3 separate regions of the Homo sapiens genome follow, and all the other regions are linked to region 1. The links are chromatin loops, found by intact Hi-C in ENCODE. Cell type or tissue: CD4-positive, alpha-beta T cell. All regions are shown on one strand. Links, peaks and the distances in the headings refer to the core of each region. The heading gives the core; the rest is flanking DNA. Region 1 overlaps PITPNA (phosphatidylinositol transfer protein alpha). Region 2 holds the start of BHLHA9 (basic helix-loop-helix family member a9). Region 3 has its middle 10 kb from the start of BHLHA9.

What was found. A loop is a pair of places that touch in the nucleus more often than their neighbours do. Peaks named below come from ENCODE experiments on the same cell type or tissue, not always from the same donor. Only the 100,000 strongest peaks of a DNase experiment are listed, where the experiment ranks them.
Region 2: it touches region 1 in a loop (7-fold over the local background); 12 of 110 quality-filtered maps call a loop at or near these places.
Region 3: a loop joins it to region 1, with 4 times the contacts of the local background. A loop is called at or near these places in 6 of 110 quality-filtered maps.

The regions. Positions count from the first base shown.
Region 1 is chr17:1,528,302-1,536,414 of GRCh38, forward strand. It overlaps PITPNA (phosphatidylinositol transfer protein alpha), which reads right to left. Exons shown (of 12, transcript NM_006224.4): 8 at 7,140-7,217; 9 at 6,881-6,991; 10 at 5,798-5,920. Among named protein-coding and RNA genes, the nearest start is that of PITPNA-AS1, 15 kb to the left of the region's middle. RefSeq lists an enhancer at 6,357-6,857. In CD4-positive, alpha-beta T cell, for the core only: a CTCF peak has its summit at 5,097; a DNase peak (open chromatin) is centred at 5,100; H3K27ac peaks cover 354 bases.
Region 2 is chr17:1,269,268-1,279,683 of GRCh38, forward strand. It overlaps BHLHA9 (basic helix-loop-helix family member a9), which reads left to right and starts at 1,177. Exons shown (of 1, transcript NM_001164405.2): 1 at 1,177-2,548. The coding sequence starts at 1,297. The coding sequence ends at 2,004. It overlaps TRARG1 (trafficking regulator of GLUT4 (SLC2A4) 1 (gene/pseudogene)), which reads left to right and starts at 10,395. Exons shown (of 3, transcript NM_172367.3): 1 at 10,395-10,416. RefSeq lists an enhancer at 1,579-2,329. In CD4-positive, alpha-beta T cell, for the core only: CTCF peaks have their summits at 7,089 (motif pointing right) and 7,297; a DNase peak (open chromatin) is centred at 7,084; H3K27me3 peaks cover 314 bases.
Region 3 is chr17:1,255,042-1,265,457 of GRCh38, forward strand. No RefSeq gene overlaps it. Among named protein-coding and RNA genes, the nearest start is that of BHLHA9, 10 kb to the right of the region's middle. RefSeq lists a silencer at 8,774-8,949. In CD4-positive, alpha-beta T cell, for the core only: CTCF peaks have their summits at 4,245 (motif pointing right) and 4,445; DNase peaks (open chromatin) are centred at 3,670, 4,250 and 4,920; H3K4me3 peaks cover 916 bases; H3K27me3 peaks cover 1,647 bases.

The DNA.
Region 1 (8,113 bases), core at 2,765-7,764:
GGCTGATTTTTGTATTTTTAGTAGAGACGGGGTTTCTCCATGTTGGCCAGGCTGGTCTGGAACTTCTGACCTCAGGTGATCAGCCCAACTTTAGCCTCCCAAAGTGCTAGGATTACAGGCTTTTGAGCCACCGTGCCTTAAACTGTATTTAAAAAGAAAACAGGGCCAGGTATAGTGGCTCATGATGGTAATCCCAGCACTTTGGGAAACCAAGGTGGGAGGATCACTTGAGACCAGTAATTCAAGACCAGCCTGAGCAACATATTGAGATCTTGTCTCTAAAAAAATTAGTCAGGTGTAGTGGTGGGACCTGAAGTCCTAGCTACTTAGGAGCTTAACGTGGGAGGATCACTTGAGCCCAGAAGTTGAAGGCTGCAGTGAGCTATGATCACAGCACTGCACTCTAGCCTAGGCCACAGAGCGAGACTGTCTCTCTTAAAAAAAAAAAAAAGAAAAGAAAACAAAGCTACTTCCATAATTGGGGATGTTGGCTGATGTTCCAGATGGTCTGCAATCACTGCCAGCAGGTTGGAGGGAATTAAGACTCCCTGAGTGGCTGGGCATGGTGGCTCACACCTGTAATCCCAACACTTTGGGAGGCCGAGGCAGGCGGATCACCTGAGGTCAGGAGTTCAAGACCATCCTGGCCAACATGGTGAAACCCCATCTCTACTAAAAATACAAAAATTAGCTGGGCGTGGTGGCGCACACCTGTAATCCCAGCTACTTGGGAGGCTGAGGCAGGAGAATGGTGTGAACCCGGGAGGCAGAGGTTGCAGTGAGCCGAGATTGCGCCACTGCAGTCCAGCCTGGGCGACAGAGCAAGACTCCATCTCAAAAAAAAAAAAAAAAAAAGAGAGAGAGAGACTCCATGAGGGCAGTGTCATCCTTCACATATAGGGATCCTGCAGCCTCTGCAGCTCCTATGAAAGTTTTAGAGGCTGGGCATGGTGGCTCATGCCTGTAATCCCAGCACTTTGGGAGGCCGAGGCAGGTGCATTGCCTGAGCTCAGGAGTTCGAGACTAGTCTGGCCAACATGGTGAAACCCCCTCTCTATTAAAAATAGAAAATTAGTGGCGTGTAGTGGCGGGCGCCTCTAGTCCCAGCTACTTGGGAGGCTGAGGCAGGAGAATTGCTAGAACCTGGGAGGTGGAGGTTGCTGTGAGCTGACATTGTGCCAGTGCACTCCAGCCTGGCGCCACTCCACTCCAGCCTGGGTGACACAGCAAGGTTCTGTCTCAAAAAAAATAAAATAAAATTTTAGATTCTTGGCTGGGCACAGTGGCTCACAACTGTAATCCTAGCACCTTGGGAGGCTGAGGCGGGTGGGTCACCTGAGCTCAGGAGTTCCAGACCAGCCCGGGCAACATGGGGAAACCCTGTCTCTACTAAAAATACAAAAATTAGCCAGGCGTGGTGGCGGGCACCTGTAGTCCCAGCTACTCAGGAGGCTGTGACATGAGAATTGCTTGAATTGGGGAGTTGGAGGTTGCAATGAGCCAAGATTGCACCACTGTACTCCAGCCTGGGTGACAGAGCGAGACTCTGTTTCAAAAGAAAAAAAAAAAAAGAAAACAAGTTTTCTTAACATTTTTTAAGTGAATTCTCTTTTCTGAATCTCATTATCTAAAGAGTTAATGGCCAAAGGCCAAGAGGTACTTGTTCAGTGAATTATAAAACGTCCTCAACTTCTGTGAGCCACAGTTTATCTATAAAATGAAACTAATACCTGTGTTACAGGTTGCCATGAAAACTGGGTGATGTAATACATGTGAAACTCTTAGCATACGTGATAGGCACACAGGAAGTCCTCAATAAATGTTAGCTTCTATTAATAATACAAATATTTTTATTACTACCATATTTGGGAGACAGTGAGTTCCCCATTACAGGCAGTAATCAAGCAAAGGCTGGTAGGGAAGCTTCAGAGAGTACTCAAGCACTGAACATATAATTGGACCAAATGACCTTTAAGATACCTCCTTCCATTTTTCAGATTATGGGCCTCTTAAGAGAGTAAGAGCTTGGGAAAGGGAGAAAAAAGGCAAGTTGGGGAGAAAGAGAGAGACAGAAACTGCTTTCCTACAGGCACATAGTTCCAGAAATTTTTTCTTTTTAGGGCGAAGAACTAATCTCTCGATGCCTTGCTTCCCAAATCTTCAAGCCTCATTCAAGAATGGTGGGTCCGCCCGGACAGGGACTAGAGTTACAGCAGTGATGACTGTGGCCTTGCAGTGACCCTTCATCACTCACAAACAAAATCTGCCTGCACTAGACGACTATGTACTGGCTTAGAGACTAACAGTCATAATTCCTATTCCAAGTGTGCAGTTCATCACGGTGCATGGAAGACAGGCATCTATCTCTATTCCTCCCCCAAACCCTATGACATGACAGTAAAGGAATTTAAAAAGATAAAAACTATGAAGACAACAGGAACAGAGGACACCACAGCAGGTAAGAGCCAGTTAACAACCTTTTGGGAGATGGAAAAAGGACAGAAGAGTCAGTAGCTAATTTGCAGAGCAGCAAAAGCTGAACCTAAGTGCCTGGAGGATGGAGAGCGGAGAAGGAGCTGCAGGTTCTGCAAAGGCTCAGGAACTGGAAGCACCAGGTCCCGCTGCAGATGGGAGTACCAGGTGTGGCTCAAAACTGGTGACTTTTTGAAAGTCCAAATGGAGAACGGTTAGGAACTGGTGTTCCCTTCTCCTGCTCTGGAAGTCAAGCAACCACCCTCCTTTCCTTCACAGCAAAAGCCAGGAGGTTCACTCTCTGAAGCGCTGAGGGAACCCTGACCTCAGGACCCCAGGTGCTGCTAGGGGGAAGGTGGGCAAGAGGCAGAATACGACGGAATTAAAGTTAAAGCGAATCAATGGCACAATGAGCCCACTGGGACCCTTCCTCAGTGTGGCCTCCAGAATGCTGGCTGCCTGCCTGTCTCCCACAGCAAGAGACAGGGGAGTCCTCTATAGGGAAAGTGACAAGCCTCCGTGAAAAAAAGACTCGAAGTCCTGAGGTAGAGGTTCCCGCCCCCGAATGTAACTACCGAGTACCCTGAGGTAGAGGTTCCCCCCACTGTAACTACCGAGTACAAGCGGGCGCCTGTAGTCCCAGCTACTGGGGAGGCTGAGGCAGGAGAATGGCGTGAACCAGGGAGGTGGAGCTTGCAGTGAGCCGAGATCGTGCCACTGCACTCCAGCTTGGGCAACAGAGTGAGAGCCTGTCTCAGAAAAAAAATAAATAAATAAGAAAAATTAAAAGGATTTTGAGCCTGGGAGTTTGAGGCTGCAGTGAGCTATGATCATGCCACTGCACGACGCCAAGCACTCCAGCTTGGGTGACAGAACACAACCTCACCTCTTAAAAAAAAAAAAGAACTACTAAGAGCATCAGCATAGATTATTTGAAAGTATGGAAGTAATTAACAAAAGCAACAACCATCGGAATTACAAGGGGCTGCTTCTGAGGGGTGGGACTCATAATCCTGGGATGCTGAGTTTTAAAACTACAAAATATAACTTTGATGAAACATATATTTTTAGATAGACAAAAAAATAAAAAGGCAAGCCACATCAAGCGTAGTCAGCACACAAAGGTCCTGCACAGTTGCTGAAGAGACCACAACATGTACCACAATGAGGTGGACTTGCTTTCTCTCCCACTGCAGATGAGTTTTAAAATTCTAATTCCAAAGAGAGTTTCTTCTATTTGCAGTTATCCTGGAGGACAGTGATCACCTAAGCTTTTGGCATGATTCTCCATGGAATGGAGAAAGATTTTCTTTTCTTTTTCTTTTTTTCCTTGAGACGGAGTCTTGCTCTGTCGCCCAGGCTGGAGTGCAATGGCATGATCTCTGCTCACTGCAACCTCTGCCTCCTGGGTTCAAGCGATTCTCCTGCCTCAGCCTCCTGAGCAGCTGGGATTACAGGTGTCCGCCACCACGCCTGGCTAATTTTTTTTATTTTTAGTAGAGACAGGGTTTCACCATGTTGGCCAAGTTGGTCTCAGACTCCTGACCTCGTGATCTGCCCACCTTAGCCTCCCAAAGTGCTGGGATTACAGGTGTGAGCCACCGTGCCTGGCCGAGAAAGATTTTCAAAAGGGTCTGAGAGATTAAAAAATAACTCTCTAACACTGAGGGCTCTCAAAGTTTGGATCTGAACAAAGCAGATCCAGTAGATCCTCTGGAGAGTTCTTCTAGCTCCAAGAATTTGAGTTCTACCCGAAGGAATGAAAGGTGGACAGCAAATACTTCCACGAACCCCAACATACGTCATGCTGGCCTTTGTCAGGCAGTGGATGGCTGAAGCTCCAGGCTAAAACTCCAATGAAAGTCTCCATGTTTCCTCATTTGTTAACATTTTCCCTTTCTTTTTGTCAGGACTAGGGTGACCAAAAGCCTCAGGCTTCTCTTACACAGTCACAATCACCAGACCCCTGGACACTGAGGTCTACCCCTTCCTAAAGATCCTTAGCGAAAGAATCAGGGACTGTGCCCCAATGAAATCCTGCCACTTCCCTGCTAAATGTAGCTAAATGAATAACCAAAACATCTGTCTTCAAGAGGAACCAACTCAGTGCACCACTTACCAGTGAGTCAGCCCAGGAAAAGTGTCATTCTGGATGGTAAAAACAGTTCCCTGCGGGGTTCCAGAGGAAGAACTTCTGGACCCAATTTTCGCCCTAGACCAGCATGGTGAAGCAGACACCGTCCGTGCAGCATGGGCAGCATGGGCGCCCAAGCCTGGCTCTCACCTGAGGCCCTGCAGGAGAGCTGAGTGGGCTGTTGCAAAGCAATGCCTCTACTGGATACCCAAACTCCATGCCAACCCCACCTGGGGCAAGGAGGGAGAAGTGATGGCAGTTCTTATGAAACAGAGCTTCCTGCCTTATCATATTTTTAGCTCCAAGATGGCAGGAGGGCCCAAAATTGCATTTAGAGGGAGGAGTACAGGGGAGTGATTAAGAGCTGTGGTTCCAGGGCCAGAGAGTCCTGGGCTCTTACTCTGACCATATCACCTGCAAGACGGTGTGACCCAGAGCACCGCAGCATTGAGCTCTCAGAGCCTCCACTTCCTCATCTGAGGGTAGGGAGAGCAGCAGCGCCTCCTCATGGGGTATCGTGAAGACTGCAGTAGGTAAAGGCCCTCAGAATGGTAGACGGCACACAGTGAGTGCTTGAATGTTACTAACTGACAATCTCCTCTGAGTGGGCCTCTCAAGGAAGCATCAGCATCTCCAAATGAGGCATGAGAAGTGCTGGGTCTTTAGGCTCCTAAGGAACAGGGAACCCTCCTTCTGCGATCCACGCCAAGACCAAAAAAAGAAAAGCAAAAGCTCTCAACTCTGATAGCTCAAAATGACCGTAGACAGCCGCCAGCTGTCAGCTCCTGCGTGCGCTGTGGCTGTCCTCTGTGGGTAATGTGCATGGTATTCACAGGTCAGCCCAGCCTGCCTCCTCCCAGGGTCACCTCCAGCTCTGCAGCCCCGCACGCTCTTTCCCACCAGGCTCTGAAGCATCGCTGTAGCAGCTGTATTACCCACTTGGCATTCGGCACATACTGCCATTTTTGTCTCTGTGGGTATGCCAAGACTTCAACTCAACTGTCAATTCAAGAGCACAGGCTGTTTTCTTCCGTATAGTGCCCACGTACTGCCCAGGATACCGTCCCTGTAGCAGACACTGACGTGTTCCCAGAACTACAGGATGGTGCTCTCGGTGAAGCGCCCCAGCAAAACAGTCTCCTTAATCTTCGTTTGTTTATCTAATTGAGAGCCCCCAGAGCCCCCACTTACTTCATCCAGCTGTCTCTTCGTCTCTTCTTCCATCCTTCGAATGTCGTCCATGGTCAGGTCAACCCACTTATCGAGCCAACAGAACAGCTGCCTGTGGAAGTTTGTAAACAGACGCCTCTCTTGCTATAGAAAGGAGGGAACCACGTTAGAACGCAGAAGGCAAAGGCTGCTGCCACAGCCCTTCTCTCCATGCACTCCACACGAATACCCACACTAGACTGGGGACGGGCGGACAGGAGGAGGAGTAATGCCCGGCTGGTTATCTGGACCAGCCATGGGTCAATGACCTTTGCCTTCACGTGTCTAACAGGTATGGCTTCACATAGGAGGGAGCCCCCAAGAAAGAAGGATGCCTACCTCACACTAGGCCCTCTGCCCAAAGCACCAGCAAGACAGCAGCCCATGAACTCCTAGGCAAGCCAAGGGCCCCAAACCACTGCCACATTTCTTCCTGTCTCTGGTGTCTAATGCCAGATTAAAACTGGCCAGCAGCTATGAAATATGGCCCAAGTGAGGCTCAAACATGTCGGAGGATTAAAAGGCTCTAAAACTCCTTAGACCTGCCCAGCAGAGTAATTCAGGGCACCGGCCAACCTGGCTCCCAGCACCTCTTGCCTTTCAGCTGCAAGAAAAGAAAGACTGAGTTTTATCTGTAGGTCAGTCATAGCAAGTCCCTTCCTGTGGCCTTCTTTTGCCTCAGTTTCCTTCCCTGTCACATGTGGTGTCCCTGGAAGGACAGCATTAAACCGTAAGACATTTCAGTGCAAGGGAAGGTGGGCAGCTGGGAAGCCGCCAAACTGTGAGGTATGCTCATGTTGGCAACCCTGTCATGCAGGCCACATGGGCTGGGCCATCTTCTTCACTGGGCCAAACACCCCCCACCGCACACACACGCAGTCACTGGGAAGGCCTCAGCCGAGCTACTTACCTTATGGATGAAGTTCTCCACCACCCCCCACCGCACACACACGCAGTCACTGGGAAGGCCTCAGCCGAGCTACTCACCTTATGGATGAAGTTCTCCACCACCCCCCCACAACACACACACGCAGTCACTGGGAAGGCCTCAGCCGAGCTACTTACCTTATGGATGAAGTTCTCCACTTTGTTCTGCAGGCCCCACCACTTGAACTTGACGGTCACCAGTTTGTATGCACACATATATGGGCAGTCCTTCTGGTTTACAAGCTCTTGCTGCATTAGAAACATACCCATGGGTACGCAAGTAACAACGGGCAGACCTCAGGCCGTCCCCAGCTCACCCCAGCCATGCCCCTCCTCCACAGGGAGCGGCCCACCCACATGCTGCCCAGCCCCCTGGCAGTGAAGGTGTGAATGGTACCTTCCAATTGGGGCCCAAGGGTCCTCGGCCTGTTTTGATAGATTTAAATTTTGCTGGGTCTTCCTCTGCCTTGTAATCCTGAGAGAAATTGTGGAATTGGGGTTGGAGGGGAGTGGGAGAGGGAGTGAGAGATGGGGAGAACAGATCTTTCATTAGCATTCACTCCATACCAGATCTTGATGCTGATGGCACAAAGCAAATATGGGAAAATGTTATAAACAAGATGTAGAACTGTTTACATTAGCCTCAGAGGAGAGTTCTATGTGATTTTCTCCGATAGGGTTTGTTTTCCATTTTGCCAGTGTGAAAGTATCACCAGACTGTCTGAGCAGGCACATATTTACCGTGTTGAAGACAGAGACTTTCAACCTGGGGTGAGCATCCAGATCACCAGGGAAGACCTTTTTAAAACACAGATTTTTGAGTCACTCCAACTAAAACCCAGTGACTGAGAATATCTGCAGGTGACGGCAGCACAGATTTGTTTTTTGTTTTTTTAAATCTCTGCAAGTGACTCTAAAATACAGCCAGCGCTCAGAATACCCGGCTGTCATTCCTTAAATCTTCCAGTGCAATCTCCCTCTGGCTTGTTTTAACAAAATCATTACTGGAAATGTTCAGTGTATGGAACCTATCCACTACTGGTGAGTCTCACTTCACAGATTTATAATGCAGTCAATTTCCTGTGTTAATTAACCACAACAAAAGTTTAATTTTCAGCTGTCCCTCTACATTGACTAATGTGGGCTCAGGAGATACAAACTTATAGCATCTACTTAACAAAAATAACAAAGATAATAAATTTCTCTCTCTCATAAAGTATTTCCCAAAGCTGAGAAGTTTTTTTTTTTTTTCTTTTTTTTTTGAGAGGGAGTCTCGCTCTGTTGGCCAGGCTGGAGTGCAGTAGCGCGATCTCGGCTCACTGCAAGCTCCATCTCCCAAGTTCACGCCATTCTCCTGCCTCAGCCTCCCCA
Region 2 (10,416 bases), core at 4,682-9,681, 260 kb before region 1:
TTGGATTGTGACTGGGAATGAGTGGCCTTCAGGCGCTCCAAATAACTCAGCTGTGGATGCCGGAAATTCTACTGGGGGTCTTTCTTTGGGAATAAACATCATCTTTTTTCTGAGACCCTCTTTCAAATGCAAATCCCTGGGGGAAGAGGACAGAGGCTGCTCATTGAGTTCATAACCTGGCAGGGCTGTGTCACAAGATGGGGCTGCCCGAGGGCTCTGGACCCCAAAGATGCCCCTGATGTGGACCCAGGGCTGCAAAGGGATCTTCCCCGTCACCCTCTGCTGCTGACTCATCCCAGCTCTGCCTGCAGAAGGGGAGTCAAAGGGCAGTGGAGGGAGAGTCAGGCCCAACCAAAACCCGAACCCCAATTGCAGCCAGCCGCCCTCCATAGCTGAAAAAGCCGGAAGCTCTGGGTCAGCTTTACCTGCAGGGCCCTGCGCCTCCCATATGAGTCCTGCCGGGACACTCATGCTTTTCCTCAGTGACATCTCTGTGGTTGCCCACGGGACTTGACAAGAACTTTCAAGGTTTTGTTGTTGTTTTTGTTGTTGTTTTTCTGAGACGGAGTCTCGTTCTGTCTCCCAGGCTAGAGTGCAGTGGTGCGATCTCGGCTCACTGCAACCTCCAGCTCCTGGGCTCAAGCCATTCTCCTGCCTCAGCCTCCCGAGTAACTGGGATTACAGGCGCCTGCCACCACGCCCGGCTAATTTTTGTGTTTTTAGTAGACGGGGTTTTATATACTCTGTTGGCCAGGCTGGTCTCGAACTCCTGAACTCAAGTGATCCGCCCGCCTCGGCCTCCCAAACTGCTGGGATGACAGGCGTGAGCCCCAGTGCCCGGCCCTCTGCCTCTTTTTATTCCTATCAGCTCTCCTGCTAGAAGCCAAACTTAGCACCTTATCTGGGAATGGGGAGGAAGAATGTGGAACCCAGACACCCCACAGCGGCCCCAGAGCTAGGCAGGGCAAGGTCCCCGGGGCAGCGTGGCCGGGCTGCCCGTCTGGTCCCCGCTTACAAGAACCTGCAAGCTTCCCTCCTTGCTTTCCTTCTTCCCCTCGGTTCCTCCCCCGCCGACCTACCTGGAGGCCGATAATAAAGCAGGAGGAGGGAGATGGATGGACGGGAGGGCGGGGCGCCGCGTGGTGCCATAAAGCCCAGCTGGAAGGGGCCTGTCTCGGGAGTGTCCAGCCCCAGGAGCCGGGGACCGTCCGCGTCGCGAGCCGGGCCAAGGCAGTGGGCAGAGGGCAGAGGGCAGAGGGCCGGGGCTGGGGCAGAGGGCGAGTGCCCGGGAAGGCCATGCTGCGGGGCGCGCCAGGACTAGGCCTCACGGCGCGGAAGGGGGCCGAGGACTCTGCGGAGGACTTGGGGGGCCCCTGCCCCGAGCCCGGGGGCGATTCGGGGGTGCTGGGGGCGAACGGCGCTTCCTGCAGCCGGGGCGAGGCGGAGGAGCCGGCGGGCAGGAGGCGCGCGCGGCCGGTGCGGTCCAAGGCGCGGCGCATGGCCGCCAACGTGCGGGAGCGCAAGCGCATCCTAGACTACAACGAGGCCTTCAACGCGCTGCGCCGGGCGCTGCGGCACGACCTGGGCGGCAAGAGGCTCTCCAAGATCGCCACGCTGCGCAGGGCCATCCACCGCATCGCCGCGCTCTCCCTGGTCCTGCGCGCCAGCCCCGCGCCCCGCGGGCCCTGCGGACACCTGGAGTGCCACGGCCCGGCCGCGCGCGGGGACACCGGGGACACAGGCGCCAGCCCCCCGCCGCCTGCAGGGCCCAGCCTCGCGCGCCCAGACGCCGCCCGCCCCTCGGTGCCGTCCGCGCCCCGCTGCGCCTCGTGCCCCCCGCACGCGCCCCTGGCACGGCCCAGTGCGGTGGCCGAGGGGCCGGGCCTAGCACAGGCCTCCGGGGGAAGCTGGCGCCGCTGTCCGGGGGCTTCCTCTGCCGGGCCGCCTCCCTGGCCGCGGGGCTACCTGCGATCCGCCCCCGGGATGGGCCATCCGCGCTCCTGACCGGCCTCGAGGCACCGGCTGGGCTGCAGGGAGGCCGGGCTGGCAGCTGGACTATAAAACCCGGGACTGCAAAGGCGTCTTGGACAGAGCAGAACTGGACCGGCTGAGACCTGGCGTGGAAGAGAAGGAGCTCGCCAGAGAGAAGGAGCTCCGGGACCCGGGGTTGCGCCCCCACATCCCAGCCTGGGGCAGAGAGAAGGAGCTCCGGGGCCTGGGGCTGCGCCCCCACATCCCAGCCTAGGGAGGCAGTTGCCAGAAAGGCTCAGGATCCTGAACTCATCTTGGACTCGAACTCGTCTTGGAATGCCGCCTTCGCACTCCTGCGCCTCCGAGCCCTGTGTGTTCTCGATGCTTTTAGGAGAGTGAGGGCTTTGAGGCAGGAGGTGTGGGAGCGTGGGAATGCGGGTGGGGCCTGCTGTGGTCTCGTGGGCACATGAGTGCGGAGTCCCCTTCCCTGCCTGCGCTGCTGCCCAAGCCTGATCCGGGAGAGGCAGGATCCGGGAGAGGCAGGCAGGGGCAGCAGCCAAATAAAAGGAAAAACTCATTTCTCTCCGATACCACGACTCCAGTGGGCCCCGTGGCCCAGGGTGGCAGGAACGCCTGAGGGCTGGGGGCTCTCCTTGGAATGCTGGGCGGGGCCTAAGGCCCACAGGTAGGCGCCTGGGGGAACTCATTCATGGCAAGACCCCAGGTGTGGCTGAGCACTGTGGGAGCCCAAGGGGAGGAAAGAGACATCCAGAGACCCCTCCTCCCTGAGTCCCCTGGGGTGGAAGAGGATATCAGGAGAGGGGTCACGGGGCCTGGGAGTCTAAGGATGGGGTCAGCCCCGTCTCTGGACCTCCCTGCAGAGCTGCCTGGAAGCAGCCACAGTGAAGGGGGACTCTGGCCAGGTCTCAGGGAAGGAGGCCAAGGGCAGGGCTAGGATTGGGGGCCGGTAAGTCCTGCGTGCATGTACCCCGAGCGACAGGCAGGAAGAGCTCCCAGGGAACCGTGGGCCAGGGCCCCCATAATGAGGGGCCGACTTGGAACCCAGGAAGGATTCTGGGGAGGGGGTTGAGTGAGGGCAGAGGGGCCTCAGGCCAAGCCTGCTGAGCTAGTGAGAGACACAGCCAGCTGCCCCGAGAGTTTTGTCCAGAGAGCTGCCCTGCATCTGAGATGAGCTGGTGTCTGGCCCGGCTCAGGGTAAGGGTCTAATATTGCAAGGGCTGCCTGCTGGGCCAGAGCCCAGAGGTGCTGGGGGAGCGCTGGGCTCTTGCCAACAGGAGAGGGAAGGGTTCCCCACAGCTAGCTCAGAGTGCGGATCCCACAGAAGCTAGAGAAACGCCATTAGGCGTAAACCCAGGGAGAGTTTCCCAGAGCACGTGGGGTGAGGCTCACCTCTACAGTTAAAAGTGCCTCTGCTGTCTGCAAACCCCAGCCCTGGCTGGCACGCTGAGCATCCTGTCCCCAGCCACAGCCCTTAGGGTTCCCAATTGCGCAGGGAGGCTGTGACACAGACCACGGGAAGGCTTTGACTCTATTGAGAGCGGACGTGGGTCTAGCCAGGAGCAGCAACGCAGGAGATGCTGGCCCCAGCCCTGCCCGCCGAGCCCCACAGTGCCACGGGCTGCCAGTGAGAAGGAAAGAGCCAGGCCTGCCCTGGTCCAGCCCCTGCTCAGCCGCCTCTCTCAGCCTCTAGTTCCTCCCCTCTGACATGAATGATTCCAGGATGGCTGTGAGGATTGTAAGTGGTTCGTAATGGACCGTTTCTGGCAAACAGAAGGTGTTCACAAGCTGTCATGTTTGTGTACTATAAGGATCCTGTGAGAAACCAGCTTGGACAAGGCTGTAGCCATGTTTCAGCCTCAGGTATTTATCCTCTGGAAACACAATATAAGGACCAGCAAGTCCTACTTTGCTAAATTCCAGAACTGAAAGAAGTAAGGGGGCCGGGTGTGGTGGCTCGCGCCTGTCATCTCAGCACTGTGGGAGGCCCAGAGGCAGGTGGATCACCTGAGGTCAGGAGTTCAAGACCAGCCTGGCTAACATGGTGAAACCCCATCTCTACTAAAAATACAAAAATTAGCTGGGTGTGGTAGCGCATGCACCTGTAATCCCAGCTACTCGGGAGGATGAGGCATAAGAATTGCTTGATCCCGGGAGGCAGAGGTTGCAGTGAGCCGAGATCGCGCGCCACTGCACTCCAGCCTGGCCAAAAGAGCGAGATTCTCTCAAAAAAAAAAAAAAAGAAAAGAAAAAGAAAGAAAGGTTCTTCTCCCCCATCCTATCACACTCTCAGCCTGGAAATAGCAAGGACACCCCTGCAGGCAGAATCCTGATGCGGCAGCCCCATGAGTTCAGTGGCAGGGATGTCACAGTTCTGGACTTCCAGCTCCTCACTGACCAGCTGAGTGATCTTGGGCCAATCACCTGGCGGCTTTGAGCCTCGGTGTTCCCGTCTGTATAATGGGCTAGAATAAGTACTTACTTCATAGGCTGTTTTGGAGAGTAAATGGGAGGATGCATTTAAAGCACTAGCACAGTGCTTGGCCCACGTAAACGCTGACTGAGTGGAGGCTGTTCAGACATATTCAGTTCACAAGGTTGTTACAAGGAGAGAATGCATGGGAAGCTGTTTTATCAACTGTAAAGTCTGGGACACATTGGCTGCTAGCATGGTTTTTCCGGGGCTGTGTGTTTGGGTGCTGTATGTTTGCCTAGGATTCTGAGTTTGTGATATGTACATATTTTGTGTGTGCTCACATAGATGTGTGGCTGCGTGGATATTTGTGTGGGTATCTATATACGTATCAACCTAACAGGTGCTTCCTCATCTCTCTGATGCCGCAGGGGATCCTGGGCCTGTGTAGCCTCCGTTACGTGCTGTTGAGGTTTTCTGGAACCCTTGCTTGATTTTTCTGTCTGCTTCCCAAGATCGTGTCCATTCTCCAAGATGACTTATATGTGGTGAAGAAAAGATTTTATGATTATTAAAAAATGGTGGTTTCCACTGAGATCACATGGGTTTGCCCAAATATTGTTTAAAAGGCACAATGATAGGCATGAAATGCATAGAGAAAGGAAAATGCCAGGAAGGAAAGACGCACGTGTAAGACAGAGCCGCCAAGCCATGGCTCACTGTAGCCTTGACCTCCTGGGCTCACGTGATCCTCCCACCTCAGCCTTCCTAGTAGCTGAGAATACAGGCGTGTGCCACCATGCCGGCTAATTTTTGTATTTTTTGTAAAGATGGGGTTTTGCCATGTTGCCCAGGCTGGTCTCAAATACCTGGGGCTCAAGTGATCCTCCTGCCTTAGCCTCCCAAAGTGCTGGCATTACAGGTATGAGGGGCCTGGCCTTAATTTTCTTTCTTTTTTTCTTTCTTTTTTTTTTTTTTTTTTTTTTTTTTGAGATGGAGTCTCGCTCTGTCGCCCAGGCTGGAGTGCAGTGGCGTGATCTTGGCTCACTGCAAGCTCTGCCTCCCGGGTTCACGCCATTCTCCTGCCTCAGCCTCCCGAGTAGCTGGGACTACAGGCGCCCGCCACCACGCCCGGATCATTTTTTTTCATATTTTTAGTAGAGACGGGGTTTCACTGTGTTAGCCAGGATGGTCTCCCGACCTCGTGATCCGCCCGCCTCAGCCTCCCAAAGTGCTGGGATTACAGAAATGAGCCACCGCGCCCGGCCTAATTTTCATTAGAGTCTTCATCATTGTTATTTTAAAAGGTGAAAAATTAGGCCCAGCCAACATGGCGAAACCCCGTCTCCACTAAACAAACAAAAATTAGCCAGGCATGGTGGCAGGAGCCTGTAATCCCAGCTACTTGGGAGGAGGCTGAGGCAGGAGAATCACTTGAAACCCAGAAGGCGGAGGTTGCAGTGAGCCGAGATAGCACCACTGCACTCCAGCCTGGGCAACAGAGTGAGATTTGGTGTCAAAAAAAAAAAAGTGCAAGATCAGTCTCCTTAGGAAAACTCCCAAGAGGAGTAGGGATGTGTTTTGAGCAAGGACAGAAAGGAGACGCATCCCCAGTGGGTTCCTTCAGGTGGACCCGCCTCCCTGGATGTGAAATTCTGGGGTGCTTGCTGATGGGCGCACGATTACGTCAATGTTTATCACACTTTACAAAAGGACGTGCGTGTGTGTGTGTGAATGAGTGTGCGAGTGTGTGTGAGTGAATGTGTGTGGGGGTGACTGTGTGTGTGTGAGTGAGGGTGTGTGAATGTGTGTGGGGGTGAGTGTGTGAGTGTGTGTGTGAGGGTGTGTGAATGTGTGTGGGGGTGAGTGTGTGGGGGTGATTGTGAGGGTGTGTGAATGTGTGTGGGGTGAGTGTGTGAGTGTGTGAGTGTGTGGGGGGTGAGTGTATGAGTGTGTGTGAGTGTGTGGGGTGACTGAGTGTGAGGGTGTGTGAATGTGTGTGGGGCGAGTGTGTGAGTGTGTGAGTGTGTGTGAATGTGTGTGTGGGGGGGGTGTGTGGGTGAGTGTGTGAGTGTGTGTGAGTGTGTGGGGGTGACTGAGGGTGTGTGAATGTGTGTGGGGGTGAGTGTGTGAGTGTGTGAGTGTGTGAGAGTGTGTGGGGTGAGTGTATGAGAGTGTGAGAGTGTGTGTGTGAGAGAGAGTGTGTGAGAGTGTGTGTGTGTGTGTGTGTGTACACAGATGTCAGGAGGCTACTCTCTCACTCCTGGAGCAGAACTCCTGAACGGGGCCCAGGAAGGCTTCAGTGAGAAGAGGAATTGGCTCAATTGCACCTTCCCTGTCAGCCCCGTAGGGTTTCCTGACACCCAGTGAGACGCCAAGGATGAAAGGGCTGTGGGGCAGAGATATGAGGAGGATGTTTCTCCTTCCCCTGGGCTTCGGCTTGAACTTGCTTATGCTTCTGAGGTTTCTTCCCCGCCCCACCTCACCCCCCAAAGGACCCCTCATGGGCAGGTCCACTCCCCCGCACTGTTCACATCCCTGTCCTCTCTCAGCATCCCTCGCATGTAGGGTGCTCAAAGGTTGGGGTCACCGCCGGGAGCCCAAATCCGCTGCTGCCTCCCTCGGGCTCCCTCCACTCTGGTCATTCCCCTCATCACTACCTGCCACGAGGTGGCGCTGAGACTCCAGCATCCCACACGGGCGGAGCAAACGTGGGTCCCTAATTACCCCCGACCCCAGCCCGCCCAGGCAACCTCGTGCCAGGGACTACTCTGGGGACTTCTTAGTTTTTTCTTTCCTCCTTTTATTCCATCAAGAATTTAACATATAGCCGGGTGCGGTGGCTCACGCCTGTTATCCCTGCACTTTGGGAGGCCGAGGTGGGCAGATCACCTGAGGTCAGGAGTTCAAGACTAGCCTGGCCAACATGGCGAAACCCTGTCTCTACTAAAAATACAAAAATTAGCCGGACGTGGTGGTGGATGCCTGTAATCCCAGCTACTCGGGAGGCTGAGGTAGGAGAATCGCTTGAACCCGGGAGGCAGAGGTTGCAGCAAGCCTAGAGCCAAGATCACAACACTGCACTCCAGCCTGGGCAACAGAGCAAGACTCTATCTCGTGAGCCACCGTGCCCAGCCTGAAACCCCAATTTTTATATGAAATGAATTTTTAAAATCATGTGTTGAGGCCGGGCGCGGTGGCTCATGCCTGTAATCCCAGAACTTTGGGAGGCAGAGGCGGGTGAATCACCTGAGTTCAGGAGTTTGGGACCAGCCTGGCCAACATGGTAAAACCCCATCTCTACTAAAAATACAAAAATTAGCCAGGCGTGGTGGTGCATGCCTGTAATCCCAGATACTCAGGAGGCTGAGGCCGGAGAATCGCTTGAACCTGGGAGGCGGAGGTTGCAGTGAGCCGAGATCGCGCCACTGCACTCCAGCTTGGTGACAGAGCGAGATTCTGTCTCAAAAAAAAATTTTTTTAATTTTCTACTAGGCACATTTTTAGAACGTAAAAATAAGCAGATGAAATCAATAATGTTGATTTTAATAACGTTTTATTTATCCCAATATATCCAAAATATTATCCTTTCAATATACAATCAATAAAAAGTATTAATGAGATATTTTCCATTCTTTTTGTGTTTGGACCCAGTTTTCGATGTCTTGTGTGTATTTTACATCTCAACTTGGATGAGTCACATTTCAAGGGCTCGGAAGCCACATGTGGCTAGGGGCTACCGAATTGGGCTGGGTAGCTGTCGTCCCTCCACCCAGGGGTCAGCTCCAAGGCTGTACCATGGCATTCTGCCCAACTGGATACCGGCTTGGAGCCTAAGGGGTCTCAGGGACCCACCTAGCCACCCTGTGAAGGAGCTTTCCTGTTATACAGGATTATCGTATTTCTGGACGCTCATAAGCAGGGGAGCCCAGCTCGCTCCCAGGCCCCACACCTGGCCTCCCTGAGGACTGAGAGGAGGACGAGGCGGCTCCCCAAGGTCTTCATTTTGCAAATAACAATGGGTTTCCTTTATTGAGCACAATTCTCTCTCTCTCTCTCTTTTATTTTTTTGAGAGGAGTCTCACTCTGTCACCCAGGCTGGAGTGTAGTGGCATGATCTCCACTCACTGCAACCTCTGCCTCCCGGGTTCAAGCAATTCTCCTGCCTCAGCCTCCTGAGTAGCTGGGATTACAGGCATGTGCCACCACACCCAGCTAATTTTTGTATTTCTAGTAGAGACGGGGTTTCACCACATTGGTCAGGATGGTCTCAATCTCCTGACCTCGTGATCTGCCCACCTTGGCCTCCCAAAGTGCTGGGATTACAGGCGTGAGCCACCATGCCCAGCCTGAGCAAAATTCTTAATTTAATATAGTCAAATTTATGAAACCTGCAAAGTTCTCCCAAAGCCACAAACATTGTTTTTTATTTGTTTGTTTGTTTGTTTGTTTTTAGTTGGAGTCTCATTCTGTCACCCAGGCTGGAGTGCAGTGGTGCAACCTTGGCTCACTGCAACGTTCGCTTCTTCCCAGGTTCAAGTGATTCTCCTGCCTCAGTCTCCAAAGTAGCTGTGGTTACAGGCACCCACCACCACGCTAATTTTTGTATTTTTAGTAGAGACAGGGTTTTGCCATGATGGCCAGGCTGGTCTCGAACTGCTGACCTCAAGTGATCCACCTGCCTCAGCCTCCCAAAGTGCTGGGATTACAGGCATGAGTCACCGTGCCCGGCTGAGTTTTCAAATCTTATTCATTTCCAGGTGTCCTTTCAGCCCCATATCTCCCACTGAGCTGTGCGGCAGGATCTCGGCTCACTGCAGCCTGGACCTCCCAGGCTCAAGCGATTCTCCTCCCTCAGCCTCCCAAGTAGCTGGGATTACAGGCATGTACCACCACGCCCATATATTTTTTGTATTTTTTGTAGAGATGGGATTTTGCCATGTTGCCCAGGCTGGTGTCAAACTCCTGGGCTAAAGCAGTCCTTCTGCCTCGGCCTCCCGAAGTGCTGGGTTTATGGGCATGAGCCATGGCATCCCGCCTGATCGTAGGATTTTAAACTATTTCATACAACCACTTTCAAACCACACACACACATCCGTGGCGGCTCCAGATCACACTTGTAAAACAATGTAAGGAGGGGCGTCAGGAATATAGAAAGAGATGCCGAGGATAGAGAAGAAGGCAGAGACAGAGGGAGAAAACCTAAGAGAGAACAAAGGAGGAGAATCCGATAGGACAAACAGCCTGAGGCCCTTCCGAGCTGGCATCTGCCCGGAGCAGCTGACCTAGGGGCTCTCTGCCACCGGCTCTTTAGCACCCCAGAATCGTTCTGATGGGCATGAGGTGGACCCAACACTCCCCCTTATCCTCTTCCCCACCTGGTGGTGAGCTACGTAGAAACCTACTCATGGGGCCCTGCTGGTCCATGCAGGGTCCAGGCAGGATCCAGGGGCTACCCTGGTGCTCACATCTCCCCTTCCCTTCTGGAGTCGGGAGCCAGGCTTTGGCCTGGATGCTCCCAGCGGTTGGGGGTCAGGGTCTGGGTGGGATGTAATAGGGGGCCCTAAGGTCCAGCATTTCCCAACAGAAAGAAAGAAGTACACGCTTGCTTTGGAAGAAGCAGCGGAGGGCTCAGTTCCCAGGACAGCTGAAGACACATCCCTGTGGGGCCCAAAGTGTCTTTCTCCCCATCCAGAGACCCTGCCCAGAGGAGCAGGCCCTGGAGCTGCAACAGAAACCGGAGGCTGGCCCAAGTCCCTCTGGGCTGGGCTGGGCTGGGCTGGGCAGAGCTGGGCTGGGCTGGGCTGGGCTGGGGCAGAGGCAAAATCCTGCCAGGGTGGTTCTCTGGGGAGAGGGGAATTGAAAAGGAAAAGCATCACCAAGGAGGGGGAGAGGGAGGGAGGCCGTGTGCGCACACGCACACACACACACACACACACACACACACACACACAGCCTCCCTGACTGAGCCTGAGCCTCCCTGGGAAGAGGCGCATTCTTCTCTCTGCTCTCTG
Region 3 (10,416 bases), core at 2,168-7,167, 270 kb before region 1:
CAAATCTTTAGAGCAAAAGTATCAAATGTCAATTTTTTGTATCAGCAGCCTCTCCAGCAGTGACCTGAGACAGGCTTTCACAGCTGGGCTGCCAAGGATATGTCTATTAATTGATTTTGTAGAATCTGTGTCATCACTAATTGGGGATATTTGCATTTCAAAAGAGGCAGAGTTCAAGTTCAAGCCATTCTTCCTCTCCTTCTTTTGACTAAGAAGGGGCTCTTTAACGACAGAATTCCACCTTGTTTATCTCTGCATCTTCCAAGCACCTCATGGTCCTTATAAAGATTAAGGCGGGGTGGGGGGACGCGTGGTGCGTCACGCCTGTAATCCCAGCACTTTGGGAGGCCAAAGTGAGGGGATTGCTTGAGCCCAGGAGTTCAAGACCAGCCTGGGCAACATGGTGAGCTCTGTCTTTACAAAACACACAAAAATTAGCCAGGCGTGGTGGCAGGCGTCTGCAGTCCCAACTACTCATGAGGCTGAGGCGGGAGGGCTGCTTTGAGCCAGGAGGCAGAGGTGACAGCCGTGATCACACCATTGCACTCTAGCCTGGGCAGCAGAGTCAGATCCTGTCTCAAAAAGAAAGAAAAAGCGCTAACACGGTGAAATCCCATCTCTACTAAAAACACAAAAATTAGCTGGGTATGGTGGCGGGTACCTGTAATCCCAGCTACTCAGGGGGCTGAGGCGGGAGAATCGCTTGAACCTGGGAGGCAGAGGTTGCATTGAGCCAAGATGGCTCCACTGCACTCCAGCCTGGGTTTGGGCGACAGAGCAAGACTCCACCTCCAAAAAAAAAGAAACAAAGAAAGAAAAAAAAAGATCAAGCCTTACAATCAAGATATACACATTAAATGGACTCTGACCATCCGTATTCCTTCAGACTCCTCACATTGCAAACAACGGCTTAAGTAACAGGTCAATACACTGCTTCAATAATAAAGAGGGTATTTTGGCCCATGTAACTGAAGAGTTTTGGGATAGATCTTTAGGCGTGGTGAGATCTAGCGTTCAAACAATGTAACCAAGAGCCTGGTTTTTCTCTTAACACATTTCCCGGCTCTCTTTTCTTGTTGCAAATAGCTCCATTCTCCAACCTGCTCCCGTCTTCACGGTTGCTCGATGGACAGTCATTTCCCAGAGCTAGAGCCATGCTCATGTATGTCCAGCAGGTGTGAGTCTATTCAGTCAATTTCCACACAAGCAGGAGGTATTTCATTCCTGGCAGCTCCAGCAAAATTCTCTGGGTATCTTACTGGCTCTGACTGGCAACTGCCTGTCCCTGAACCATGTGCTGTGGCCAAGAGGGGAGTCTCCGACAGGCATAAGCCAATCCCATTCGAAGTGCTGAGGACAAAGGAATGGAGATGCTCCAACAGAAAAGGGAGTTGTTTTTTTTTTTTTTTTTTTTTTTTTTGGACAGGGTCTCACTCTGTCGCCCAGGCTGGAGTGCAATGGCACGATCTCAGCTCACTGCAAGCTCCGCCTCCCGGGTTCAAGCGATTCTCCTGCCTCAGCCTCCTGAGTAGCTGGGGCTACAGGTGCCCACCACCATGCCCGGCTACTTTTTGTATTTTTAGTAGATATGGGGTTTCACCATGTTGGTCAGGCTGGTCTTGAACTCCTGACCTCAGGTGATCCACCCGCCTCAGCCTCCCAAAATTGCTGGGATTACAGGCGTGAGCCACCGCACCCGGCCAAGAGAGATCACTTTAGTGAGAGAACGGAGGGTGGACGCCAGGAAAACAAGCAGAAATGGAAACCACACCGGCCAGCTCCTGGCGGGTGGAGGTGCTGGGTGGGAGCAGTTTCCTTCCTGGCTTCTTTCTCCGGCGCTCACTGCAGCAGCTTCAAGGGTGAGAGTTGGAGGCCACAGAGCCGGGGCCCATCCGGCTGTATGTGTGCGGGTGGGGGTCGGGGGACAAAGGCTGACGCCCCATGCTCACCAGTCCACCCCTCGCCAAGCTTCCCCGGCTGCCCAGCACTTCCTTCTTCCTTTCCCTCACCTGCCAGACTCCTATCTCTGAGGCAGTTCTGATCTCTTTGATCATGTTCACCTGCCTCAATTTCATGCACATGAGGGAAATTTTTCTGACTCCTTGTAGGCCTGAAACCCCTTTTTTAATTCTACTTTTTTTTTTTTTTTTTTTGATGGAGTCTTGCTCTGTCATCCAGGCTGGAGTGCAGTGGCACGATCTTGGCTCACTGCAACCTCCACCTCCCAGGTTCAAGCAATTCTCCTGCCTCAGCCTCCCAAGTAGCTGGGATTACAGGAATGCACCACCGAACCCGGCGAATTTTGTATTTTTAGCAGAGACGGGTTTTTGCCATGTTGGTCAGGCTGGTCTTGAACTCCTGACCTCAGGTGATCCACCCGCCTCGGCCTCCCAAAGTGCTGGGATTACAGGCATGAGCCACCGCGTGCGGCCTATTTCTACTTTTTAGAGACTGGGTCTCGCTTTGTCGCCCAGGCTAGAGTGCAGTGACGTGATCTTTGCTTACTGCAGCCTCAAACTCCTGGGCTCAAGGGATCCTCCCACCTCAACCTCCTGAGTAGCTGGGACTACAGATGCATACCACCACCCCCAGCTAATTTTTTAATTTTTCGTAGAGACAGGGTTTCTTAATAATAATGATATGACAATATTGATTCGTTAATTGTAATAAATGTACTACAGTAATGTGATATGTTAATAACAAGGAAATGGGTTCAGGATACATGGGGGACTCTTGGTATTCGCTTCTCAGTTTTTCTGTACATCTTTTTTTTTTCTTTCTTTCTCTTTTGAGGCAAAGTTTCACTCTTGTCCCCCAGGCTGGATTGCAATGACACAGTCTCCACTGACTGCAACCTCCACCTCCTGGATTTATGCGATTCTCCTGCCTCAGCCTCCCAAGTAGCTGGGATTACAGGTGTGTGCCACCACATCTGGCTACTTTTTGTATTTTTAGTAAAGACGGGGTTTCACCATGTTCGCCAGGCTGGTTTCAAACTCCTGACCTCCAGTGATCCACCCACCTCAGGCTCCCAAAGTGCTGAGATTACAGGCAGGAGCCACTCGCTCGGCCTAGTTTTTCTGTACATCTAAAATCATTCTAAAAAATAACGTTCATTAAAGCACAAAAAATGGGTGGCCGGTCGCGGCGACTCACGTCTGTAATCCCAGCACTTTGGGAGGCGGAGGTGGGTGGATCACGAGGTCAGAAGTTCGAGACCAACTTGGCCAACATGGTGAAATCCCATCTCTACTGAAAATACAAAAAATTAGCCGGGCTTGGTGGCGCATGCCTGCAATCCCAGCTGCTCGGGAGGCTGAGGTGGAAGGATTGCTTGAGCCCAGGAGGTCGAGGCTGCAGTGAGCTGTGATTATGCTACTGCCTCCCAGCCTCAGTGACAGAATAAGACCCTGTCTCAAAAAGCAAAAACAAAAAACAAAAAAACACCCCCCAAAAACCCATGAAAGATCAAAAAGCAACTGGAGAGAGGGAATAATAGCTAGCGGCTCAAAGTGTACCTTCTGTGAGGGTGGGAGTGGAGATGCTTCCCCCACCGCCCCAGCAGCAGGGTTATCTTCAGACAGCAGGACGTGCAAATGGGTGCAGACAGATCTCTTTGTGGGCCCAGGCAGGAAGCTGAGGGTTCGCATCTGATGGTATCAATTTTTCCTCTGAGACAGGAGAGGTGGGCTACGTGCAATGAAACTGCGGGTTGTACATGATGAAGACCTGAAGGTCCTCCAAGAGAAGTGCAGGAAGAACCTGACCAGCGCAAAAGAGCAGCTTCCTCTCCCAGCACAGATGACAAGACATAAAACTTCAGCTTTTGCAGGGGCAGCCCCAGGTGGACAGCACCAAGCAGCAGGGCCTTAGCCCAACAAGAGGCCTGAACTGAGCGCTTCATGGGGTTCAACTTTTTTCTTTTTTTTTTGAGACGATGGAGTCTTGCTCTGTCGCCCAGGCTGGAGTGCAGTGACGTGATCTGGGCTCACTGCAACCTCCACCTCCCAGGTTCAAGCGATTCTCCTGGCTCAGCCTCCCAAGTGGCTGGGATTACAGGCGCCCGCCACCACGCCCGGCTAATTTTTGTATTTTGGTAGCGACGGGATTTCGCCATGTTGGCCAGGCTGGTCTCGAACTCCTGACCTCAAGAGATCCGCCCGCCCAGGCCTCCCAAAGTGCTGGGATTACAGGTGTGAGCCACCGCGCCCGGCCTGGAGTTCCACTTTCTGACCAGAAGAGGGCGCCGGGGTTCCACTTTTGTTCTTCACGCCCCACGTTTCTCTTTCCAAAGTTGCTAAGGTTTGGAGTCTAGGAATAAAAAGTTCCCTTCTGAGTCCGCCACAATGATGGCGGGAGGCGGTGGGAGGGTGGGCGATGGTTTTGTTCCTTTGCTCGTTCACCCCGGTGGGGAGCCGGGGAGCCAGGGAGCAGAGTGTGGGAACTGGGTGGAGATGTCTGCGGAACGGTCACCCGGACACGGGAACACGGCTCTGAACGTCGGGAGAGAAGCTGCAGCTGAAAGGAGACATTTGACCTTTAAGGGATTGTCGGAAGAAGAGGAGCCGATCAAAAGGGACAGAAAAGGAGTGAGTGGGGAGAGATGCCAAAGAGAGGAGCCCAGTTCCCGCCGGGCACGCGGTTCAGCCTGTAGTCCCGGCGCTTTGCCAAGCGAGGCGGGCGGAGTTCGAGACCTGCCTGGCCCACAAAATGAGACCCACCCCACCCCCATCTCTACAAAAATAAAATACAAAAATAAATTAGCCCGGCGTGGTGACGGGCGCCTGCAGTCCCAGCTGCTCGGGGGAGGCTGAGGCAGGAGAACGGCGTGAACCCGGGAGGCGGCGCTTGCAGTGAGCCGAGATCGCGCCGCTGCACTCCAGCCTGGAGACCGAGCGAGACTCCGCCTCAAAAAAAAAAAATTAAATAAATAAAGTAATTGAGAACGGAAGCTTTGCAGTCAGGGGAAACTTACTGAGACTCAGTTTTCTCATCTGAAAACGGGGCGACGGATAACAAGGACCGTGAAGAATCCCCCAACGCGGGCGCCCCAGCTCAGAGCCCGACCCTGGGAGGCTGGAGCCGAGGGAAGCGCCAGGAGCGGGGTCCGCAGCCTCGGCCCCTCCCGCGACCCCCACTTGCGGCGGGATTCAGGCGGCGGCGACCCCCGAGTCCCTCCCCTGGGGCGCCTCCCGACGCGTCCCGGCCCCGGTCTTAGCTCATAAATCTCCTTCACACAGAGGCCCATAAATCAGGGGCGGTGGAGGGACCCCCCAGCTCCCCGCCCCCGCCCCACTCCTGGAGAGGCGGGGGGGGGGCGCAGGAAGCCCCTGGGATGGGGACCGCGGCTTGTTAATTACAGGTCGCGGGGCCTGATTTATGGGGGGGGCGGGCCGCATGCTGCGCGGGGGCTGGGCATGTCTGGGGGAGCCCGGACGGGTTCCAGGAGGCCTGAGGGGCTCCCAAGTTCTCAGGGCCTTGTTGAAATGACAGTCTGGAGCGTGATCAACCGTAACATGTTCCTATGTAAATAAAATATAAACGTAATAATACGCATGGCTAAGGCAATGGAGAGACTGTGTGCCCAGCTGTGCTAAACGCTGTATCAACTCTCCAAATAGTTACTGAATGCCTATTGGGTGCCAGGAATCTTGTGTGTATATATATTCTCTCCCGAACCTCCCCAGGCAGCTCTGAAAGTTAGTCCTTACGGTTCCCATTTTGCAGATGGAGAAATGAAAAGAGAAGTGATCGACTTGCCCAAGTTCCCTTGATTAATAAGTAGTGGGTTCAGGAATCATACACCTCGTCTCTGTCCTCCAAGCTTAACCTGCTTGGACTAGGTTATCCTACCACCTGCTTCGCTGTCTTCCTGCTCCACCCATGAGCTGTGTGACGTTGAGCAAGCGTCTTAGCCTCTCTGAGCCTCAGTTCTCCTCACTGATAAAAGAGCATTCTGCCCTATCTACCTCACAAGGAGTTAGGAGGATCCAATTTAAAGGGAGTTTATGAAAGTGCTTTAAAAATTCTCTCTAAAGTTCTATATGAGGCTGGGTGAGGTGGCTCACGCCTGTAGTCCCAGCACTTTGGGAGGCTGAGGCAGGCAGATCACTTGAGGTCAGGAGTTTGAGACCAGCCTGGGCAACATGGTGAAAACCCATCTCTACCAAAAATACAAAAATTAGCTGGGCATGGTGGCATACGCCTGTAGTCCCAGCTACTTGGGAGGCTGAGGCAGGAGAATCGCTTGAACCGGGGAGGTGGAGGTTGCAGTGACCGAGATCACGCCATTACAATCCAGCCTGGGGGAAAAAAAATTCTGTATGAAAGAGTATTAGGCCGGGCGCAGTGGCTCATGCCTATAATCCCAGCACTTTGGGAGGCCGAGGTGGGAGGATCACGAGGTCAGGAGTTCGAGACCAGCTTGACCAACATGGTGAAACCCTGTCCCTCCTAAAAATACAAAAATGAGCCAGGTGTGGTAGCGTATGACTGTAATCCCAGTTACTCAGGAAGCTGAGGCAGGAGAATCACTTGAACCCGGGAGGCGGAGGTTGCAGTGAACCGGGATCTCGACACTGCACTCCAGCCTGGGCCACAGAGCAAGACGCCGACTCAAAAAAAAAAAAAAAAAAAAAAGAAAGAGTATTAGTTTAAGGTGACTTTAGGTACTGTAATGGATAAATCCCCAAATCTCAGTGGCTTAAACATGAAGATTTATTTCCTGCTCATGGAATCATTCATGTGGTGTCTCTGGTCAGGTGGTATTCCTGGGCAGCAATCCCCCAGCCATGATTGAGGGCCCCAGACTTCTTCCTCTTGTACCTCTGCCGTCTTCAGCTTGTGGCCCCCATGGCTGGCCTAGGGGACCTGAGGCCAAGAGGACCGGGCATGGAGGCTGCAGAGGTTCGGGTGGGAAGTTCGTATGGGTGGGCCTGCAGGTGGCACGCATCAGTCCTGCTCACAGTTACCAGAGAACTCAGTCGACTGCAGGAAAGCCTGAACTGCTGCATTCATTACGTCTTGTGAAGAACAGGTGACCTCAAAACCGACTGCTTTAAGACAACCATAAACATGTGTTAGTTCAGTGTCTGTGAGTCAGGGTTTTAGGAGCGACCTTCCTGGGTGGTTCCCTTCTCCTCTTGTTCATGATGGAGGATGCACGTGAGTCCCAGAGCTCCTGCAGCCCTTTTGCCACTATGAGGGAAGCCACCTTGAGAAAGAAAATATGGGTCAGGCACGGTGGCTCACGCCTGTAATCCCAGCACTTTGGGAGGCCGAGGTGGGTGGATCACAAGGTCGGGAGTTCGAGACCAGCCTGGCCAACGTGGTAAAACCCCGTGTCTACTAAAAATACAAAAATTAGCCGGGTGTGGTGGCACATGCCTGTAATCCCAGCTACTTGGGAGGCTGAGGCAGGATAATTGCTTGAACCTGGGAGGCAGAAATTGCAGTGAGCTGAGATCTTGCCACCGCACTCCAGCCTGGGCGACAGCGAGACTCCGTCTCAGGGGGAAAAAAAAAAAGCAAGCAAGAAAATACGGAAAAAGGCCGGGTGCAGTGGCTCAAGCCTGTAATCCCAGCACTTTGGGAGGCCGAGGCGGGCAGATCACAAGGTCTGGAGATTGAGACCATCATGGCTAACATGGTGAAACCCCGTCTCTACTAAAAATATTTTTAAAAATTAGGCGGGGGTGGTGGCGGGCACCTGTAGTCCCAGCTACTCGGGAGGCTGAGGCAGGAGAATGTCGTGAACCCGGAAGGCGGAGCTTGCAGTGAGCTGAGATCGCGCCACTGCACTCCAGCCTGGGGGACAGAGCGAGACTCCGTCTCATAAAAAAAAAAAAAAAGAAAAGAAAATACGGAGAAGAGGTATGAAAGAATCACAGAAGAAGAGTTATAGACCAGGCGAAAGGATAATCAAATTCCTGTGGAAGTGTAAAGGGCCAAGAACACCCAACAGAATTCTGAAAATGAAAAACGAGACTGCAAGATTGCCCAGGCAGACAGGCATTACCCAGAAATGGTTGGAGGTGGCTTGGTAGATATGTGGCATTACACATCACTGGAGGCAGGGTGAACAGGTCACCAAAGGGAGCCGGAAAGATTGGTAACTGGGTTCCAAGGATGACAATAATAATTAAAGCAATAATAATAGCAGCAATAGGAATGTAGTAATGGATGCCATTTATTGACACCTACACAGTGTTAGAAATATACTTTTTTTTTTTTTTTTGAGGCAGGGTCTCGCTGTGACCCAGGCTGGAATGCAGTGGCTCAATCATGGCTCACTGAAGCCTCGACTTCTCGGGCTCTAGCTGGGATCACAGGCACGCACCACCATGCCCAGCTAATTTTTTTTTTTTTTTAGAGACGGGGTCTTGCTATGTTGCCCAGGCTGGTCTGAAACTCCTGGCCTGAAGCAATCCTCCTGCCTTGGCCTCCCAAAGTGCTGGGATGACAGGCAGGAGCCACCGCACCCAACCAGAAGTCTACTGTTGGTTTCTCTCGCTGTTTCCTCACACCAAATCCACAAGGGAAGTATTATCTTTTTTCGTTTTTGGTGTTTTTTTTTGAGATGGAGTCTCTGTCACTCAGGCTGGAGTGCAGTGGTGAGATTTCGGCTCACTGCAACCTCTGCCTCCCAGGTTCAAGCAGGTAATGCCTGTCTGCCTCAGTCTCCCAAGTTGCTGGGATTACAGGTGCACGCCACCAGGCCCGGCTAATTTTTGTATTTTTAGTAGAGACGAGGTTTCACCTTGTTGGCCAGCCTGGTCTTGAACTCCTGACTTCAGGTGATCTGCCCTCCTCAGCCTCCCAAAGTGCTGGGATTACAGGCGTGAGCCACCGCGCCCGGCTAATTTTTGTATTTTTAGTAGAGACGGGGTTTCACCATGTTGGCCTGACTGGTCTTGAACTCCTGACTTCAGGTGATCTGCCCTCCTCGGCCTCCCGAAGTGCTGGGATTACAGGCGTGAGCCACCGTGCCCGGCCTATAATTCTTCTCAAACAGATGAGAAAGCCCAACCTCAGGAGGGTAGCAAAGATCTCTTGAGCCCACACATGGCTCTCAGCCTCCTGGGCAGCAGGTAGGAACCCTGTTTTTCCTCCCAATAACAGAGCTCTTTCCTGAGAGTTCCTGGCCTTCAGCAGCCCTGGGCCCGGGAGGCAGAGCTCGCTGTCCACACCAAGCCAGCACCCACCTACCCACCACCACCCGCCCTCCCCACACCGCCCTGGACCTGGAATTCCTACTCCACACTGACTCTGGGACGGAGCTAAGCCTGATTAGACCCCAGCTAAAAGCACAGAGGCCTCTTTGTCATTTCTTTAACGAGAAGCCAATCGCCAGGTCATTAGTGGGTGGAGGTGATGAGCAGTTTGGTACTGGGGTGGGAGGGAGGAGAATGCTCTTGTTTATCTGGATGATTTACAGCTGCAGTGGCCAAGCTGGCTGGGGAAAGGAGCAGAGGGTAGGAAGAAGAGAAAGTTAATATTCACAGAGTTCCTTCTAGGAGCCAGGCCCTGTACTGACAGCGTAAAAACACGGTCTTTCATTTAATCCTACAACAAACCTGACAAAGCAGTACCACTGCATACCTCATTTTACAGACAAGGAAACAGAGGCTCAAACAAGTGAAGCATCAGCCAGGCGCGGTGGCTCACGCCTGTAATCCCAGCACTTTGGGAGGCCGAGGCAGGCGGATCACCTGATGAAGCAGTACCATTGCATACCTCATTTTACAGACAAGGAAACGGAGGCTCAAACAAGTGAAGCATCAGCCAGGTGCGGTGGCTCACGCCTGTAATCCCAGCACTTGATGGGAGGCTGAGGCAGGCGGATCACCTGAGGTCAGGAGTTTGAGACCAGCCTGCCCAACATGGTGAAACCCCCTCTCTACTAAAACTACAAAAATTAGCCAGGCATAGTGGCAAGCACCTATAATCCCAGCTACTTGGGAGGCTGAGGCGGGAGAATCGCTTGAACCTGAAAGGTCGTGGTTGCAGTGAGCCAAGATCATGCCACCGCACTCCAGCCTGGGCGACAGAGCAAGACTCCGCCTCAAAAAAAAAAAAAAAAAGAAAAGAAGTGAAGCATCTTGGCCCAGGCTACGCAGCTCATAAATGATAATCTTATTCCAGAGCCTACACAACACCCTGCTGTTCAGTGTTACAGGCAGGGCTGGGGTGAGTGCAGGTGAAGGACCAAGCAATATTCCAGATTAGAGCAAGAAAGAACAAGTTGTCGGCAGGTGCTGGATGGAGGGACGCTGCTCTGTGGGCTGGGAGTGGCAGCAGTGGAGAGGACCAAATGTGTGCATGAGCTTGTTGGAAAGAAACCCTGGGGTACTGAGTATATTCTCCAGAAAAAGGATAATAATAACAGTAACTAATTATTAACTTTTTTCTTTTTTG